Regions from separate parts of the Homo sapiens genome. Here region 2 is linked to region 1. Evidence: chromatin loops called from intact Hi-C (ENCODE). Cell type or tissue: CD4-positive, alpha-beta T cell. All regions are shown on one strand. Links, peaks and the distances in the headings refer to the core of each region. The heading gives the core; the rest is flanking DNA. Region 1 has its middle 8.0 kb from the start of GTSCR1. Region 2 overlaps LOC105376872 (a long non-coding RNA gene).

Region 1 (10,464 bases), core at 3,016-7,015:
CTTTTGAAGTCAAATAACACACTATCTCAAGTGAGCCAAGAAGGTTAACGATCTATACTTTCAAAGCACTAGCTCAGTTAAAGTTTAAAATAATCCTTTGAAGACAGCAGAACTAGTTATCATTTTACCATTTTGCAGATGAGGAAACTGAGGCCTAAAAATTTTAGTTGCTTGCCCAAAGTCAGAAGGCGAGTGAGTGTAGCCAATGTTGCTTTGAGGGAGGAGAACGTCTCCTTGCTTTGACAATCTGTGAGTCAGGATCAGTTTGACTCTGCTATAATTAAAATCAGTCCAGTGAAAATTTGTGTTAGATGGGTTAATAGTGATAATTATTTAATATATCACACTGATAGCTAGTCAATTCCCTAAACATTAGTTGGTGTATTGTCAGGTGCTATATGCTAACTTTCATCTTACCATTTAAAAAAATTCTAAAAACACCTAACAGATTCATCAAGAAACCAAATGTAGATGGTTTCAGTGTAACTACTCTCAGTTGATTCTTAAGTTTTAAAACAATTGTAGATAGAGGTAAATTTGGGGTTAAACAATAAACTCTGTTGCTCAGATTTCATTAATTTGGTGCATTTTTCTTTCAAGATTAAATTTAACTCATATGGCTAATTATCAAAAAAGAATAATAAAATAAAGTATATTTGTTTATAAGTATAGGTTATTGCAAGTCTCACTTGGCTATAAAAATTACTATTTTCCAAAAATTAAGCTTGTAACTGCTCTCAGTTAATTCTTAATTTCTTCTATCCAAGAAGAAAATTGAAATGATTGAATCAGATACATCACCATCTATCTTGGCAGCACATACAAAAATTATCAGACCACATCCGTTATTCTACCAGTTCTGGTTTTGTGTTGTTTTTGCTTTCTGATAACTGACTCCTTACTTATGAAATGTTAGAGAAAGTTCTCATTAAACTTCAAAAGAAACTTTTCAGAAATAAATAAATCTGTCCAATACACTGGGATCTTGGGAAACAGATTCCTTTACAGGCATAGGCTGTTACACTGTGCACTAAATTTGAGAATTCGGAACAGCTATCAGAATGCATTTTGTGTAGCTATGATGCCTGTGGAGTCTAGACAGAGAGAGGCCGAGCCATTCCTTCAATTGCTCCCACTTTCTCTCGGACTGATCAGGGTTCATGCAGGAAGGACACAGCATAGTCACAGGTAACTCAGAAGAGTTTTATAAAAGGAGAATTTACAACGCAGAGAGAACTAACAAACATTGGTGAAGCAAGAGTGGAAAGTCTACCATCAGGAAGACGCCTGATAGGTAAAGGAGGGAACATCATCGCTGGATCCCTGAGGGAGAGCTGTGGTCAGGAGCCCAGGTACTGGTCTCCATACTGCGTGGCATAAGAGATCTGACTTGCTTGCTCCCAACTCCTGCTGACACCTCTCACTGGCCATGCCCTATCAGAAGCCAGAGGGTAGCAGCATCCCTTGCAGCCAATAAGGGTTAGACTCCTGGGGGACAGTGCAAGGCAGAGAAGGGCAGAGGGTAAGTAGGTGTAGAGAGGCCACTGGAAAATATCCAGGACCACCCCCCACCAAGAGCACCCAGCAGTCAGAAAGGTCCCCAGACAGGTTTGGGAAAGGTGTGAGGAGAAGGGCAAAAACACAGCCAGTAATGACCACGTGAACATAGTGGGAAGACCAGGTTATAATTTCCTAGCTTTGCATTAAGATCATGAGTTATAGAATTCATAGAAATCATCATTCTTATTTTACAGATGAGATAACTGAGGTGCAGAAAAGTTAAATAAATTGTCAAAATTCATACAACCAGTAAGTGGCAAAATTGAGATTTAAATTAATGCTTTCTGATATCAAATCATATGCTTTTCAAGTAGAGAATCCACACCCCTAGCAATATGTGAGGAGCCATTTGATTTCCCACTGGTCTGAGAGGTAGCCCTAGTAAGAAAAATCAGATGTTGTTCAACCCTGCTTGCATTTAGATTAGAAGTAACTGGAGGTCCTTGAGACTTGAGTAACCAAGAAATGCATTAAATAACATGAAGAACAAGACTAGTCATGGAAAGTTTGCTTTTTCTTTGCCTTTCTTTGAAAGAAAATTTGCCACCAAGGCATTTTTTTTCTCTTTGCCAGAGGCATTTCTAGCACTTGAGAGAACAGACTGTCATTTATACAATCCTGAAGTGGTTAATATTTATGATCAGTTGCCTGCTACCCTCTTCCCCAGGACAACTTGAGCTAATTTTTAGACTATAATTCACAATATGCTTTCTAAAAATAAGAAAAATAGTATGTGTCACCAATCTGTTTTTTATTTGGCCTCAATAAACTCCTCTCCACTAATATCTCTCAATTGTCCAACTATTCTTCAAAGAAAAGACCATTTCTTTTATCTTTCTAATCTTAAGGAAAACATTCATATTAACTGGATTTATCATTTTGTGATCAGACCATATAATCTGAATTAGGAAACTATTTTGGCAAAAAATGATAATAATTGTTTTTTGTTGTAATTTTGATGGAAATATCGCTGTGGAAATTCCTTTCTATCTAACATATGAGGAAGATCACCTACCGAGACTCCAGTACTTATATGTCATTTGCCTGAGAGTGCACACATTAAATACTTCATTGGTCACATTAAATATCTCAATCTTAAATTTTGGGTTGATTCTATTAAGTCTTTCTATAGTCATGAAGGAGCAACATGGATATATAATACTACTTATCTCTACGATAGACTTATGTTAAAATACTGACTCTGCAATGGTCATTGGCTAGGTACTGTTGGGAGGTGAGGACAGAGAAGACATAAGGAATAAAACAAATGCACGTACATGAACTCACACACATATGAATTCACATATGTGAACACATATAGAACACACAGGCGAACACACATGCATATGAACACTTATGGACCACGCACAAATCATCTTGGAACTAAAGTTCTTCACCATCTGATGGGGTGAGTGAATCTCTCTTACAGGCTAACAGACAAGTCACATACACGATCATTAATTTGTAGAACAACACATGCACTATTATGTTATTTCTGTAACTCACACAAAAGATAACACTGTCCATTTTATGTGGGGCCATGTATATGCATATAGAAATAAAAGTGGCTGGTGGGATATTCCCACACTGAGAACAGTGGTTAATCCAAAGAGTGGTTAATCTAAAAGATAACACTGTCCATTTTATATGGGGCCAGGAAATGTGTACAGAAATAAAAGTGGCCTGGTGGGATATTCCCACACTGAGAACAGGGGTTAATCCAAAGAGCGTGGAATGGAAGAATGGAGAGTAGTGATGAGAGATTTGACCCTTATTCATGCTACTTCACCTTTTATAAGAAGAATATATTTTCTTAATTGTGGTGTATTTTAAAAAACCTTTACAATAAGCCAAGTATTCTAATAGTGGTGTATACACAGTAATGTTAGCACAGATGAAGGAAAGATTAAATGTTTATGCATCCTTGGAAGCCATCTTAGAGGAGGTGCTATTTGAATTCAGTCTTAAAGATAAAAAAGAATGTTCTTATAAGAAATATGAGGGTGGGAGCATATCCAAAGAAACACAATAACGTATTGAAAGACAAAGAAATGGGACAAAACATGGTGTATTCACATTTTGGTGTGGCTCACAAGGAGAATGTGTATGCAGGGGAAATGAACTGGTGAAGAAGAGTTACTGTATTTGAAAGAGGCTTGCCTGTCAGATGAGACTTTAGAATCACTTTTAACCCATGACCCCTTAGATAAACAGAAATATCTCCTGCCTTCTTTTAATGTTAATTGAAACTGCACAAATAATGTGAATATTGCAAACTAAAAATGAAACAAAGGAATAGTAGCTTTAGAATCACACACACACACACACAATCATATTATCTGCTTTTGCTGGCTACACATTTTCTATTCTATGCATCATAAAAGAAAGAGAGAACAGAGAGCTGACATGCAATATTGAACCATTCCTACTGCTTTACTTCCATAGGGACAATGAACACAGAGTAACTTCCCAATTACATACAAATTAAAATAACAAGACAATACCCAAAGCCCACCAGAGCACACCGTTTACCTCATAATCAAATCCTAAAAATGATTTTCTAGAAGTTAACTGTATCAAATGAATGAAGCATTAATTTTTAAAAATTAAACTTCTCTGGGATAGCGACAAAAACTGGGCATCTCTGAGGAGAGTTTTGCACAAGCTTCCTTCTCGGCCAGAGCACGCGAGGTCATGGATTCATTCCCTGGATTTCACTTTCCCCACCTGAGCTGTGCTTTTGTCCCTTTGAACCACTGTCAAGCCGGGTGCTCTTTGAGATCTTCACTGAAGGATGAGACATTTGGTGTTGTGATTTTGTTAGCTGGGGCTGGAGCTTATATATGGATGCTGTAGGGCTTTTTTCCCATCAGTTTCAGTTTCAGCATATTTGAAGCTCGAATATACTTGCCAATTTTGCTAAGTTCTTTTGAAAATTATCATTTTTGGAGGTTTGAAGCATTTGGTAATTTTCCCTGGTGTTCTGAAACCAGAGCAACTTTAGGTCGCAAATCGGGGCAAGCATATTTCTATTTGACAAGGTTGCAGCGTGTTTTCCATGAGCTAATTTCAATAATGTATAAGCAGTCTATTCCAGGTCCCCTGAGTCAAGCTTTGTGGTTCACCAAATTAAATATATATGTGTGTGTGTGTGCATGTCTCTGTGTGTGTGTGTGTATAATTTATACATATATGTATATGTGTGTATATATATATAAAAAACATTAGATCTTTACGAAAGAAAAAGAAGTAGTGCATAGAATGGATGAGCCTGAAGCATGGATCCTGGAATAGTTCTGCCACCTAGTTCCCTCACAGTCTAATCCACACTCTGTCCTCACGAGCCTGGGTGAACATTTCTTCTGGAGGAATCCGTGTTAATAGCTCCTCCTAGAACAGGGCTCAGCTGTGCGGATGTCGTCTTATCAACCACAAGCAAACATGGGGGTAGGGAGCTGTGCGTCAGTGAATCTTGCTCGTGGGAAAATTGTTCTATCAGTCACAGTAGTATGTAGCAGGGCTACATTTTTTTAAAATAGTGCCTGCCCTTCTTGACTGTCTAAAAAAGCAGAACGAAATTCTCACTGAACCAGTAAACCAGCCAAGGAAAAGTGTGTCAATCACATTGATGATTTATTTCTAAGACTCTTGCTGAGTACAAACATTCTAAGTACCATTGGTTAAACTATTATCTTACTTAGAGGGAATAGCTACATAAATCAGAATATTCTTCTCAAGGACTTGCCTTTTGATTTATAATACTTTGGGACAAAATATATTCATCATCTCCATTCTAAAATGAGTAAGTTATTGGTTTCATATTTTTCCCTGCCTAGAATATGGAAAGCATCTTCAGAAGAAATTCCCAAACACAGTGCAAAAAGAGCTTCACTTTAAAAATGTTCAGGTCCAGTGGGACGATATGGGACGATATTCATAATCTGAAGTTTTAAAATTCTGATAGACATTCAAATGGCATCATTGTGGAAAATAAGCAAATTCTATTTGTCATTCAGGATCCTCACATTGCAATTTGAACAATCTACTAATCAACAGTTTTTAATTAACTGCATTACTCACAATGGACTCTCACCCTGGATCACTAAACAGGGTTTTCAAAGCTAAAATTTGGTAACAAATGATCTAATACATTCCTGAAAGAACTTGTTTCCTTCGACTTTCCACCAGAAATCCCTATTACAAAGCTAGCATAGCTGGCATTTTACCAGCTCATGCTCCAATCAGCTTTTTTCTAAATTAATTCATTACATCAAAGAATTTTATTCAGCTGCAAAGCTATCATCAGCTTTATTGTAATCTTCAAGACTTGAGAAAAAATCAGACATTTTTCTACAGATTTTTTTAACCACATATGCTATACATACACTAGTAGTTGGGAAAAAACTGCTTTGCTATAAAATTCATCACAATAAGTAACATAAGAGTAATAATGTCATTCCTGGCATATCCTACATTTTGATATGCTAAATTATTAATTCAGTGGTGGACATTGTGATGATTGATTTTATGTGTCAACTTGGCTCAGCCTTGGTACCCAAACAGTTGGTCAAAAATTATCCAAGGCCAAGCATGGCAGCTCACACCTGGAATCCCTGCACTTTGGGAGGCTGAGGTGGGAGGATTGCTTGAGTACAGGATTCAAGACCGGCCTATGCAACATGGCAAGACCCAATCTCTACAAAAAAAAAAATTTAAAATTAGCTGGGCATAGTGGTCCATGCCTGTGATCCCAGCTACTCAAGAGGCTGAGGCAGGAGGATTGCCTGAACCCAGGAGTTTGAGACATTTAACCACTAGAAATAGAACCAATAGCGTGTGTGTGTGTGTGTGTGTGTGTGTGTGTGTGTTTGTGTGTGTGTGTGTGTGTATGTGTGTCTATGTGTGCATGTGTGTCTGTGTTTGTCGGTGTGCATGTGTATGTCTATATATAAATTTTGATCTTTTTCAAGAAATTGGCTTGCAATTTTGGAGGCTGGCAAGTCTGAAATATGCAGAGTAGGCTGGCAGCTGGAAGCCCAGGAAGAGTTGATAGCACAGTTCGAGCCTGAAGGCCATCTGCTGTCAGAATTCCCTCTTTTCTTTGAGGGAGGTTAGTCTTTGTTCTATTCAGGCCTTTAACTGATTATATGAGGCCTATCTACTTATAAAGAGTAATCTGCTTTACTCAAAGTCTACTGGTTAACTGTTAGCTTCATCTAAAACATACCTTACAAAAATATCTAGGATTTTTTTTTCTTTGAGACAGGGTCTCTGTTGCCCAGGCTGAAGTGCAGTAGTGTGATCGCGGCTCACTGCAGTCTAAAACTCCCTGACTAACACAACTATATATCCAGATAAATTCATATTCTGGAATTTCTTCTCAATTTTCACTGCAGGTAAAATTTGGAAGCCATTATAATAAATATTTTTATGAGGTTTCCTCAGAAATGTGGCATTTAAAAATTATTTGTAATTGGAAGTGTAAGTTCTCAAATTATACCTTTAAATGGGGTTTGCACAAGTATGACTTCAATAGTGTTCAAGTAGTCAAGAGGGTGATGCAATATTATTGTGTAGAATTTTTAGACTAAAATATTCCCAAAACCACAATCCTTTTCTTTTCAATACATGTGAATCAATACTGGATATAAGCTTTGAAAGTTTTTGAACTGTATATTTCCATTATCAGCCACCTAAAAGAACAAGAGGAAAATAGGAATAATGACCCGTCACTCTTACAGAAGAGAAATCATGCTAGCTGTTGCCAGTGATAGGTAGAAGTCTTCCAAACATGCACTCTTTTCTGATCCATGGAAAAGAAACTTTGTATTTACTTTTCGTATATACCTAAAACCACAGTCTATTAATAACCAGCAATTGGTAATGCCCAAAATTAAATATAAATTATTTTATGTTGACAATCTTCTGGTATTTAGCTAGCAAAGCCAAGGATGAAAACTAACTCCTGGGGAAGATGGAATAAAATACAATACGCTTCTCAGGGTTCAGAGATGCTTTACATGTACCCAGTTAGAATAGAAATAGTAAATTTCAATAGAAATAATTTTTTAAAAACTGGATTAATGGTGGTTATGTGCATAGGAATATTTATAATTTGCTAAAAAGAAGCCATTTGATTGGCAGTCACAGAGTTGATTCAATGGTTCAAAGCCATCAAACCTAGGCTCCTTCAACCTTCTGTTTTAGGGTGTTGGCTTTGTCCTCAGGCTTGAATCCTCACTGTCACAAGATAGCTGCCATACCTCCAGCCATCATTCCCAACACAGGAAGCAAAGGAGCAGTCAAAAGAATAGATTTTCTCATTACAGAATTACAATATTTCTCTCAAGAAGAAATATTTTTCTAGAGAAGCCCAGAGGACTTCATAGATCACTGCCCAGAACTGGGTCATATGGCCCCCTAGGACAATCACTGTCAAAGGGAACTAGAATTACTAGCATTCTCTGAGACTCACCATGATTTATCTACCAAATTCAAGCACTTTGCCACATGAACAACACTGGAATTTTGTTAGCAAGAAAGAATTGTAGCATAGGCCGGGTGCAGCAGCTCATGACTATAATCCCAGCACTTTGGGAGGCCGAGGCAGGTGGATCATGAGGTCGGGAGATCAAGACCATCCCGGCTAACATGGTGAAACCCCGCCTCCACTAAAAATACAAAAAAAAAAAAAAAATTAGCCGGGCATGGTGGTGGGCGCCTGTAATCCCAGCTACTTGGGAGGCTGAGGCAGGAGAATGGTGAACCCGGGAGGCGGAGCTTGCAGTGAGCCGAGATCGTGCCACTGCACTCCAGCCTGGGCAACAGAGCAAGACTCCACCTCAAAAAAAAAAAAAATTGTAGCATAAACATTGGGTGGGCAGCCAACTGGCCCACAGTAACTGCCTGCCTTAAATCAGTCAACTTGTAGATGCATAAGATCTTTATCCATAATTAACAAACATGACACAGTCTTTGTAATAGTAGGGTTTACATCAAATATTTTCTCATTCTACACTGAGCATATTTCCACTTGCCATGAAAATGTTGCCAAGCATTACTTCTTTTGTTTTTATTTAGCATTTAGTGTTTTATTTAATTTGTATAATGAAATTGTGTAAGATTTTACTTGTATAAAATATAAATTAATCCAATTGAGTAAAATTTCTCAAACCACTCTATACCTTTATTCAGACATGCATTTTCCTTGCCAGCTAAAGAATCATTAGCTCAGAATGCACCCTAATATGATGCCATCTGAGAGTTTTGAGTGGGAAATGGCAAAAGGTGAGCTACAGACATGGAGGAAGAACCAGAGTTAGAAAGATAACTCCACCAAGGGACAGATAATGCAGGCCAAGGCAGCTGCAATAAAAATAGGGGGAAGGCCAGGTGTGGTGGCTCACGCCTGTAATCCCATCACGTTGGGAGGCCGAGGCAGGCAGATCACCTGAGGTCAAAAGGTCAAGACCATCCTGGCCAACATAGTGAAACCCCGACTCTACTAAAAATACAGAAACCAGCCGGGCATGGTGGCACGTGCCTGTAGTCCCACCTACTCATGAGGCTGAGGCAGGAGAATCGCTTGAACCCGGGAGACGGAGGTTGGAGTGAGCTGAGATCGTGCTATTGCACTTCAGCCTCGGCAACAGAGTGATACTCCACCAAAAAATAAAAATAAAAAGTAAAAAATAATAGGGGGAGAAAGCCCAGAAAGATATTCAGAAGCTCAAGCGACATAAATTTTTGACCAGATAGGAAGCAATTACTGCACTATACAAAACCTGGGCTTTGGGTGAGGTACACCTGAGTCTGAGTCGTGATCTTTCTGCTCACTAACTGAGGTTTTGAACAAGTGATTTTTCTTTCCTAAACCTGAGTTTCATCCAATATGAAATAGGAATAAATGAGAATGCTCAGTAGTTGTAAATACTAAATGACACAATATATAACATGTCTGTCCCCTGTTGAGTATTGAATAAATAAAATAGAAGCTGAATATGATGATCATGATGCTTGTTTCTAGGATAGAAGACAAGTAGATGATATTCAATGAGGATATGAAATATAGTGGAAGATGAGGCTGAGAAGGAACTGTATCAAGTTCAGTTTTAGCCTGCATTGTATTTTATTTGTGTTTATTAAATCCTCATAAAATGTAGAACACAATCTTGGACACAGAGGATTCTCTGTCCAGTGCACCTCCCTGACTCTCAGAACCGCCACCCCTCCCAGCCGACATGGGTCACTTTCAAGTTCACCCAAGTTACAACAAGAGTACTTGGGCACCCTAAACCTCAGCTTCTTCATCTGAAATGGAGAAAATATTACCCAACTGACAATATAAATAGTAAATGTATATAAAACACATAACTACCAGCTGCATAGACAATCAATTAAAAAAAATTCTTCCCTTTCTTTCATCTGAAATTCATACCCCAACATTTCCAGTAGATTTTGAAGGAGTTCCAGTTGACCCAATTTACAGACCAGTAAGAGTTCTAATTCCAGAAATTTAAGAATTCTAATTCCAGCTATTTACACGGGGCCTATGCAAACCAAGGTCCATATGGATTGTAATACAACTAATGCCACCTTGTTAACACAATTAATGCTTTTTCTACTACTTATTAAAACTGATATCATGGCTTTTAGCTATCCCTTACATTACATAATTTGTGGATCAGTTTTCTCACCAGGCTTGCAAAAGCAGTTTACTGTGATCAAGTTCACTCACTGTAAATATCCACCAAATTTGCTAGAAGAGGAAGTCTGCAATAACTTATCTTGCTGATAAACCAATGGGCAGGTCTCATATCTTCTTATCCATGTTTTTCCCTACCTAGTGCCTCACTTATAATAAACATTCAACAAATGCTTTGCAAATAAATGAGGCAGATAACT
Region 2 (10,464 bases), core at 3,878-7,877, 170 kb after region 1:
GAGGCCAGCTCCTTCACTCCTAGAGTCGTGTACTGGACCACCCCACTCTAACCCACCTTTGCAAGAAAGAGACAAATCAGGGGTTTGGCTATTTATTCTCAGTGAAGAGGGAAACCCTTATGGGAGTAAATGAGTGGCCAAACATTAAGAACAAGTGGTGCAATTAGAAACCACAGTTTTGGTCTTAAGGGTCTCTGGAAAGAAAATCTAGAAAATACATAATTTTCTGTAGCAAAATCTGAGAATACAGACCTAGACATTTACCTCTATCTCATTTGGTGGGCCCTTGGAAGAAAATAGAGCAATGCCCAGGAATAAAAATAAAAATCAGATAACCCAGCATAGTATAAAACACACTCAAAGACAATAAATAGAACTTCGTATCAACAGTGATCTTTGACATGATGGAATAAATTAGTCACACCATATTCAATGAGTACAAGCATCACACCTGTCTACCTGAGCAATTATCATGTAAATATGTCCTCTGTGTGTATGTGCCTTTGGAGAATATCCACTAGTATATACAAAATCCCACCAGAGGATAAAATAAATTATTAAAAATAAATAAAAACTCCATATCTAGTCTGCAGAAAGAAATCATTCTGTGCTTTGTGGCCCACATGCACAAGCTTGCTAAAAAATATGTGGGTGTATGAAGGTACCTGGGACCCTTGTATAAAACCAAATTTAAAATTTCATGTCTGGGACGCTAAACATTCACTGCTCAGAAATTACCTGCTATGGGGCATGAAGCACCTCTTTGGAACTTTTCCCTTCATTTGCCCTGGTGGGTGAGCTGTGTGCCTCTTATGAATACTCCATGATGAAGTTCAAAGAAAGTGACTCAGAGAGCACAGTGGAACTGTTCCTTAAATGTAGGCTGCCTCTTATAAGGAGGAAAAAAAGGAATCTGGTTACTTTGGCTAGCCATTTATTTATTTATTTATTTTTTAGAGTCTCGCTCTGTTGCCCAGGCTGGAGTGCAGTGGTGTGATATCAGCTCACTGCAAGCTCCGCCTCCCAGGTTCATGCCATTGTCCTGCCTCAGCCTCCCAAGTGGCTGGGACTACAGGCGCCTGCCACCATGCCCGGCTAATTTTTTGTATTTTTAGTAGAAACAGGGTTTCACTGTGTTAGCCAGGATGGTCTCGATCTCCTGACCTCGTGATCCGCCTGCCTCGGCCTCCCAAAGTGCTGGGATAACAGGTGTGAGCCACCACGTCTGGCTCATTTAATTATTTTTAATTTATTAGCCTCCACATGCTACTCTCCCTTTGACATCCCTAACCCACACATGGGTGTAAGGCCTAAAATTAAGATGCAGTTTTGTATGCTGTCTTGACATCTGGGAAACCAGGAGGGCCTTCAATGGCCTTACCTCAAGTTCCCTCCCTCCTGTGGGAAAAATACCCTAGCTAAAGGACACTCCTTATCATGGGACCACATATATCCCTGAGTAGCGGGCTTCAGTTTCCTGCCAACCCATGGAGTTATCCAAACAAGCCAATCACATCCTCCTCCTCTTGTTACTACAAAGCCTACCTCCCCCATCCAATCACATCCTCCTCCTCTTGTTACTACAAAGCCTACCTCCCCCATCCCCTGCTGGACACCTGTCCGGTGTCAGGTGCCGTGGGTTTGGCCATCTCTACAACCCTAGGGTGGGAAACCCTCTATCACCACCAGGGTGAATAGGAGGAGGTGCCTAAAACAACCCAGTTCATAACTGATTGATTGAAAATTGCCTTGAGCCCTCCCCACATGAACTCTGAGCTGCTGGGACAGGTCTTTCAAGGGCAGGCCTCTCCTTATGATGCCCTGCCACAGAATGGATCTCTGATCCTCTGTTTTTCAATTTACAACAAATTGGCCTGGTGAGGTGGCTCACGCCTGTAATTCCAGCACTTTGGGAGGCCAAAGTGGGAGGATCTCTTGAGCCCAGGAATTCAAGAGCAGCTTGGGCAACAAAGCAAAACCCCATCTCTAAAAACAAAAAAATTAAAAGAAAAAAATTAGCCATGCATGGTAGCACATGCCTTGGTCCCAGCTACTCAGGAGGCTGAGGGAGGAGGATCAGTTGAGCCCAAGAGTTCAAGGCCACAGTGAGCTATGATCATGACACCGCACTCCAGCCTGGGCAACAAAGTGAGACCATGTCTCTTAAAAAAAAAAAAAACAATTGAGTAAGAATAATTGTATATTGAATCTTTTTCTCTCCTTGAATTGAACAATTTCTCTGAACACATGAGTCCATGGAAGAAACATTTTTCCTCTGTTAACAAAAACCTTTCAGACAGTTTTCTTTCAGGTCACTTTTATACCAAACACTATTCTTCCTTTCTCTTTTTTTTTAAGCTTATAATGTTGATTTTAGGAGTAACCTTCACCACCACCTACAACACAAATTATACTCCCTTACCTTGCCAGTGAAAATTCTAAAACTTCCCCTGCAGCAGTCATTAAATAATAAATACTTTACTGCCATGATTTTATCCATAAACACTCGATGGTTTACAGATGGATTTATAAGGATCCCCAGGGAACTATGACTGATCACATCCTATGCCAGTTCTTCTCCACATCCCCCGACCACACTAACTCTTCTCTAGGCAGAGATATGACAGTCACCACTGAGCCATCTTCCGAGGAACACAGGGGTCCCTCCTGACAGCAGAAGTTGCTAGAACGGCTGGAAATACACGTCCAGCTGGCATGCCCACTGACGCGTGTCCGTGGCCCAGTGCAGCTCCCTGGGAAGTGTGTTGCTGCACCGTAGGCTCCGCAGCAGGGAGTGTGCTCCCAGGATCACCAAGCCCTTCAGGTTCCAAGAAGAAAGCAGACTAATAACTGGATTCACTTTTGACAGCCCTTTGGAAGCCCTGTCCCTTAGCACCACTACCAAAATAAATGCTACTGTGGCCAATTCAAAAGTTCTTTCTTTCAACTTCTCTTACTTAGACAAATACTTATTGAAGAGCTATTATTTAACGAGTATTGTCCCAGATTCTAAGGCTATAGTACTGGATGTACTGCAGCATTCTTCCTCCATTGGCTCACAGTAGTGGGCGCCACAGGAAAGGAAGCAGTTAAAATACTATAGGAATAAAGGTGAGTGGACAGACTGTGGTACAGCCAGACAATGAAATATTATTCAAAAATAACAAGAAATTAGCTATCAACCCACGAAAAGACATGGAGGAAACTTAAATGCAAATTTCTAAATGAAGGGAGGCAGCCAGAAAGGCCTTTATCCTGCATGACTCCAACTGTACAATATTCGGGAAAAGGCAAAACTATCCAGAGAGTAAAAGGATCAGGGGCTGCCAGGAGCAGCAGAGAGGCAGGGATGAACAGGCAGAACACAGAGGATTTTTAGGGCAATGAAAATATTCTGTATAATATTACAGTGGTGGATATATGTCATTAGTCACATCAAAACCCACAGAGTATACAACACCCAGAGTAAACTATGGACTTTAGTTAATAACCATGTATTAATATTTGTTCATGAATTATAACAAATGTCTCATATTAGTGGAAGATGTTAATAGAAGAAACTGTACAAGGAAGAATAGATGACAAATCTCTGTACTATTTGTTCAATGTTTCTGTAAACCTAAAATGGTTCTAAAAACTAAAGTCTATTAATTTAAAATCAAAAAATGTATAGAAAAGTCCCATTTTAGCACCAATTGCATTTTAGCACCAGTAACTAATAATGACTGTTCAATGTTTCACAGGCCTGTTGGCACTTAATCTTCAGAGCAACCTGTTACTCTCCCCAGTATGCAGATGATAAAATGAAGGCAGTAAAGTTGAATTCTTTGCCTGGATTCACAAAGTTTGCTATGGGCTGGCCTAGGTTTGACTACAGAACTCAGGTCTTAACCATAACAATCTGTGTTTTGCCTCTTCCCTAAAAGACACCATATAAACGTCTGTGAAATGGGGGAAGTATTCCCCTTGCCTTGGGTGGAACTGAGGTGGAATCACAAAGTTCTTACTGTGTTCAGAGTACTAATCTTATTTAGGCCGTGGAAGACTGGAGTCAATGCCAGTCATGCCCCAGTGTAAAATAGATCAGGCCAGAGGTGGTTAGGACTGTATATGATGACTCTTCTGTACTGAACCTCTTACCAGTCATTGTTGATCTGGGACAAATGGAGAAAGGCTCTTTGATAATAACCATATTTTATGAGGAATAATCACTTTAAATAAATGACCAAAAATGTAATGACTTAAAGCTAATCTTTAGAACATCAAGCTATGAAGTACCTCCTCCAAGATTGTATTAGTCTTCCTAGTGCTGTCTGGTACCAATATCCTACTTGTAGATAATGAACCGGGCTCAAGTAAGTCCTATTCCAGTAGCCTCACCAATGCAAAGCGAAATGGAAGAAGCCCCAAAAGATAGTAGTAGAGGAAGACTCTATCTGCATAAAGATGCATGGCCACAAGAGGGCACTGCAGACACAATGTGGAATGCAGATGCCCACAGGTACCCAGGCGGTCACTCACTGCAAAGAGAACCAATGGGCAAAAGTTAACTCGCTTTCCAATTTTAAAAGACAAATCATGACTTAATCTACAGTAGTGACTGAATCTATATTTAAATCCCAACATGCTGCAGAGCTATTTAGTATTATTCAGAATTAGAATTATTTCCCTTAAAAGCTTCCAAAGTAATATTTAAATACTATTAATCTGTATCTTACTTATACAACTAAGTATATTATATAGCAAGCAATAAACCTAAATAAAATTGCTAGTCAAATTGAGCATGGATTAAGTGATCAGAGAATGTCATACTTCTTCAATTCTGCCCAGTGCTTATCAGAGCACCGTTCCTTCACTTAGTAGGAACATGTTACAAACTGTCATTAAATATATCTGATAAATTAGTAATACATCATCAGAACACAGCCTACAGTTTTTGGGATAAGGGATTTTTAATATAAAAACCTTCTTGAGTGTTTTCCTACTGTAAGAAATTTTTAGTAGCTTTTCTCCTGTATTTATGTGATGCAGGCTTTGATCCCAGGAGACTGTCTTAACTCTGCAAATGCCAGGGAATCCATATTTACATCATAGAGATGGGCTATGGCAAATCAAGTCAGTAGCATTGGATGGTACCAGTTTAGTTTATTCCTTAAATGAAAAACACAAAGGCTGTGCATTAACTCATAGGACCAGCTAACAAAGGGGTCTCCACATTGTCAAGTTTAACCAAGAGCAAACGGGTTTTAAAACACACCTTTACATTTTTATAATGGGGAGATGAAGAGAAGAAAATTGTGCGTCAAATGTTTTCGAATACTCATATCCATATGTGGAAATAGAAATTAAAATATCATCGTAAGAAGTTATAAAAAGCATTTGTGCAGAACCACAATATTTTGATACTATTCAAACAATAATATCTATCTTAAGGTTTGAAAGAAAGTATAACATTAGGCATCAGGTTTTTTTACTTTTTAGTTTATGATTGAGAATTAAACCACAATATAAAACCAAAAATATTTTCAAAGAGAATTTAGAAGTTATGTTGATTTATGCAAGAAGTAGTGTTATCATATTATTAATACATTAATTAATACAGCTACATTTAAAACCCTGTAGACATGGGTGTACATACCAATATTTTTTCTCTTTATTAACAAATAGAGGGAAATTATATGCTACTGTTAATCTAATTTCCTGCTTCACAACCCTCTTTTAATTTCTGACATATGTTTATGTCTGAAACAGAAGAGCAAAGCACTTGCAAACACCCCTGAGTTAAGCCTAACACTTCGGGAACTCTTGAGGATTTGAGCGACTGGTGTGGAGAGACTGTCAGTATGCAGTGCCCTCTGCTGGCCAAATTATTAAACATCGCGATAAACAAAATTCCCAAGTGTTAATATTACAATGTGGGGGAATAAAACTAAGATTATTTTGGAATTAGCCCTATAATTCCGGAGAGTCACCATTCACTACCATAATTCCTTAGTGAACAGAGATTTACTTTTATGGAACAAAACAAGCGCAAAGCTACCTGGTACAAAGAAACATCCCCTGCCAAGAATGGAATAGAGAGTGAGACTTCTTATGCCTGCCCAGGTCTCAGGTCCAAAGTCACCCCAACTGTTACCTCTTTCTCAATCTTACCGCCCCTCCTCCATGTCCCACAGCCTCTCCGTGCTTTCACTTCCCAGTTCTGCTGCAATCTTTCAGCTTGTATCTTCTCATTGGAACTGTGAGCTCATCCAGCAGAGATATGTGTCACTCCTCCTGGAAGCCTCGGACATTACAAAAATTCAGTAACTGTCTGTCCAGTTTGGGTTTCTTCAAAAGCTGTAGAATTAATCATAGGGCCAGAATCAGCAATGTTGCAATGCAGTTCCCGGTGATGAATTTAGGAAGTTGTCCTGGACCCCAGAAGTGAGACTTTTAATCATGAAGAGTGGTGAACACAATGTGTGTGGCATAATAAACCTCTGGCTGTGTATTCATTAATTTTAAAGAAGAAAACGAGTACAACATTGCTGCTAAGACTTAGACGGGCTTCTGTGTAGAATTTCCATTTGGCTTCCAGGACAGATTCTTGGGTTCAGAGGCCACTAAGAAGGGGGAAGGAAGAGAGAGAAGGCAAACTTCTGGGCCAAGGTTCAGGGGAGGTGGAGGCAAACCTCTGAGACAGAGAGAGAAAGGCAGGCCTCTGAGACAAAGAGAAATCATTCTGGGCTCCTCTGTAGGGTTCAAACTGATTCGGTTTTATCCGGAGTAAAACAAAAGCAGTCATTTTAATAAATCCTTGAAATTCACATCTTTCCAGGTGCTGTAAGAGCACTGGGAAGACAGAAAGCTTAACTAAATCTTTGTCAATGAATATTTAAGCAATATACCAGGAAGCCTTTCAGGTGATAAACAAAACCTAGTAATTATAAAGATAAAATTGTGCAATTTGACTACAATAAATAACAAGCCTTTACTCTGCAAAACAGCATTACCTAAATGTCAAAATACAAGTAACAAACTGGGAAAAGTATCTGCAACACATATGGAAAGGCTACAGTCCTTACTATTTAAAAAGTATTTATACAAACCAGTAAGAAAGTTAATGCTAACAACCTAATACGACACACGTGAGCAATTTTCAAGAAAGGAAGGAGATTGTGTCTAAGCACGTGTCAATATAGTCAACCTCACTAATAATAAAATGCAACTATTATACCTAATTAATCTAACAACTATCAAATAGGTAAAACTAAAAATATTTTATAAACTTTGTGTATTAAAGCAAATGACCCCTCTAATATGCTGTTGGCAAGAAAACTTGATTCTACAACTTTCACACAGAACAGTTTGGCAATATCTATCATAATGCACCTTACACACACGCCCAGCCATGTCTAGGCATTTTCCCTACACATCTATTCCCATTGATACAAGGAAATTCATAGCATTCTCATTTTTAATAGCAAAAAAAAAAAATATCTGGGAACAACCTAAATGTCCATGAGTGCAGGCTGAATAAAGAAATCATGGGCTGGACGCGGTGGCTCATGTCTGTAATCCCAGCACTTTGGGAGGCCAAGGTAGGTGGATCACTTGAGGTCAGGAGTTCGAGACCAGCCTGGCTAACATGGCAAAACCCTGTCTCTACTAAAAATACAAAAATTAGCCAGGCATGATGGTATGAGCCTGTAATCCCAGCTACTTGGGAGGCTCAGGCAGGAGAATTGCTTGAACCTGGGAGGCAGAGATTGCAGTGAGCTGAGATTGTGCCACTGCACTCTAGCCTGGGCGACACAGCAAGACCGTGTCTCTCAAAAAAAAAAAAAAAGAAAGAAAGAAAGAGAGAGAGAGAAAGAAAGAAATAATAGTACACCAATATTTACAGTGTACCAACATTTAAAGTGAGAGTAGGATTATATATACTAATTCAGAAAGATTGCTGAGACATTGTTTATTGGAAAAATGTGCAGAATGAAGATGATCATACACTCTCATCTTGGGTTTACAAAGAACATATATGTGTTTGTTTATCAACAGCTTCACTCTGGAAAAGTGTAGAAGGACCTCTGGGAAATATGGCTGGGAGGAGACTGAGTTGCACTGTATAGAATATACTCTGGCACTTCTTGTTCATTTTTGGCCATATCGTTATATTACTGTTTCAAAAATAAATTTGAAAAACTGCATTTTGGGAGGCTGAGATGGGAGGATGGCTTGAGGCTAGGAGCTGGAAAAAACCCTGGGCAACATGCTGAGACCCTGTCTCTATTTAAAAACAAAACTATATTTAAAAATAAACATTTCCAGCAGTTTCATCTGCAATGTGAATTGCATATGTGCAGTTAACAATAAAGTCCCTCTGTCTAGCTTCTAACTTGTCAGACACAGCAAAGAGGGTGCAAAGATGTTCGGACTGAGAAGATGAGCACTTGGCTCCCCAGGCAGGGGCTCGTGGTGACTGGAGAATGAGAACTGGATCCTAGACTCTAGGCAAGGCTGCCCGCCCCTCCCTGCCCCTACTCCCTTGGGAGTGGAGCCTTCTCAGCAGAGGTGCCAACCAGATCAGGGGTCTTGAAAGGCAGTACAATGACTCTGGGTCAGACATCCTCGATTGCTCCTAGGTAGATCACTACACTCAGCAAACGCCCAGGATCCTCCTGAGAATGAGAGTGTTTCTCCAGCACAGCTTACAGAGAAGCCCCTGAAAGCCCGTGAGGCCACTGCTGGGGTGTGGAACAGCTGCACTGGTCACCTGTGGATACCTGTGACCAGCAGCGCATGAGTCTTTCCTAAAGGTGTCTCTATCCAGGTAAAACTCAAAGTTAGATGGGCTGAAAAACTGATGAGGTTTGAGCACCACTTTTCAATGATTTAAAAGAAGCAAACCGTGCTGACAACATAGGAGTGTACACAAATTATTTCAGATGAGTTTATCAACAGTCTTTGTATTAGGCCATTGTTGCATTGCCATAAAGAAATACCTGAGACTGGTCATTTATAAAGAAAAGAGGTTTAATTGGCTCACAGTTCTGCAGGTTGTAGAGGACACGATTGAACATGGTGTCGACGTCTGCTCAGATTCTGGGGAGGCCTCAGGATGCTTATAGTCATGGCAGAAGGCGAAAGAGGAGCAGACCTCTCATATGGCAGGAGCAGGAGCAAGAGCAACAGAGAGTGTGAGGTGCCACACACTTTTAAACACCCAGATCTCAGGAGAATTCACCTGCCACGAGGACAGCACAAAGGGGATGGTACTAAACCATTTATGTGAAATCCACCCCCAAGATCTAATCATTTCCCACCAGGCCCCACCTCCAGCCTTGGGGATAACATTTCAATATGAAATTCAGGTGGGGACACACCTGCAAACCCTATAAGTGTTCAAACTTTTTGATTATGGGTCCCTACCATAAAAAAACTTTTAAGCATGTACTTGCATTCTATGTATATTCACATAAGCGTATAGACTTATCACTGTACTCAATACTGTGCACATTACAAATCAAATACAAAACAGAAATGCTTAAAGTGTAATATAAACCATAGTTTTCCTGCTGTCATACTCACCATTTGGAAATAACAGTTGTGAACGGTGCTTCTCACACTTCAGACATCTGCACACTGTTAATGGGTTTTTGGTGCATATAGGGACTGCCATGTTTAGTACAATCTTAAGAAAAGTTATAACAATATTTAAGACTAACATTAATTGTGAAATAATCTCTCTTTCCTGCCATTGAAAAGCATGAAATCCAGTCCAGTAGACTGCCCGATTCACAGGACAGCTAGTTACTCTACATTTGGTAAATAGAACCTTCTGATACAAATTCATGGTCCTCTTGGGAGTCAGTGACTGGTGACTCTCAGCTAGTTCTATACATTCAGCTTAATCATGATCATGGATGCAGAAGTTGTACAGAAATTGCTATGAAAAATCACTTACAGGATTGGAGAGATGCTAAATGGAAGGCCTCTCAGATTCAAAAGCTGGAAGTTTGAGTTATGTAAATTTAGGAAATCATGGAAAATAAATTCCTCATCCTCTCTTGGATTGACTTGACTCTGCGAAGTATTCTTTCATTATCTGTGGCAGCATTAGGATGTGGTTTATAAATATTCCCAGTAACATCTCATTGATTTCATTTTCTGAGTAGTGAAGAAAATCATCAAGTATGGAAAAGAGTTAAGCTCCCAGTGTGCCCAAGTTTGGTCTCTAATAATTCCTAATATTACAACCTCAATGGTGAAAACTGTAATCATTCAGTTGTAGGTGACAGGTTCAGGCTAGGCCAAATAGTAATATATTCCCAAACCACCACATATCACAAAATCATCTTTACCGGTTTTATCAACAACATGAAGAAGTGATTTTACCTCCGTGTAAATTTATGCAAACAGCTTTTCTATTAGCAATGTATTTTGGTGTTTTTAAATGCAGTTTCATAGCCCACTCCCTCACTC

The links. Hi-C counts contacts between places; a loop is a spot of excess contacts. Peaks named below come from ENCODE experiments on the same cell type or tissue, not always from the same donor. Only the 100,000 strongest peaks of a DNase experiment are listed, where the experiment ranks them.
Region 2: it touches region 1 in a loop (15-fold over the local background); 1 of 110 quality-filtered maps calls a loop at or near these places.

What each region holds. Positions count from the first base shown.
Region 1 is chr18:70,653,739-70,664,202 of GRCh38, reverse strand. No RefSeq gene overlaps it. Among named protein-coding and RNA genes, the nearest start is that of GTSCR1, 8.0 kb to the right of the region's middle. In CD4-positive, alpha-beta T cell, for the core only: no CTCF peak of the experiment used is centred there; a DNase peak (open chromatin) is centred at 5,002; H3K27ac peaks cover 635 bases.
Region 2 is chr18:70,485,930-70,496,393 of GRCh38, reverse strand. LOC105376872 (a long non-coding RNA gene) reads right to left here. Exons shown (of 3, transcript XR_935606.3): 2 at 9,947-10,149; 3 at 5,129-6,339. Among named protein-coding and RNA genes, the nearest start is that of LINC01910, 110 kb to the right of the region's middle. In CD4-positive, alpha-beta T cell, for the core only: CTCF peaks have their summits at 4,481 (motif pointing right) and 5,856 (motif pointing left); DNase peaks (open chromatin) are centred at 4,463, 5,833 and 6,263.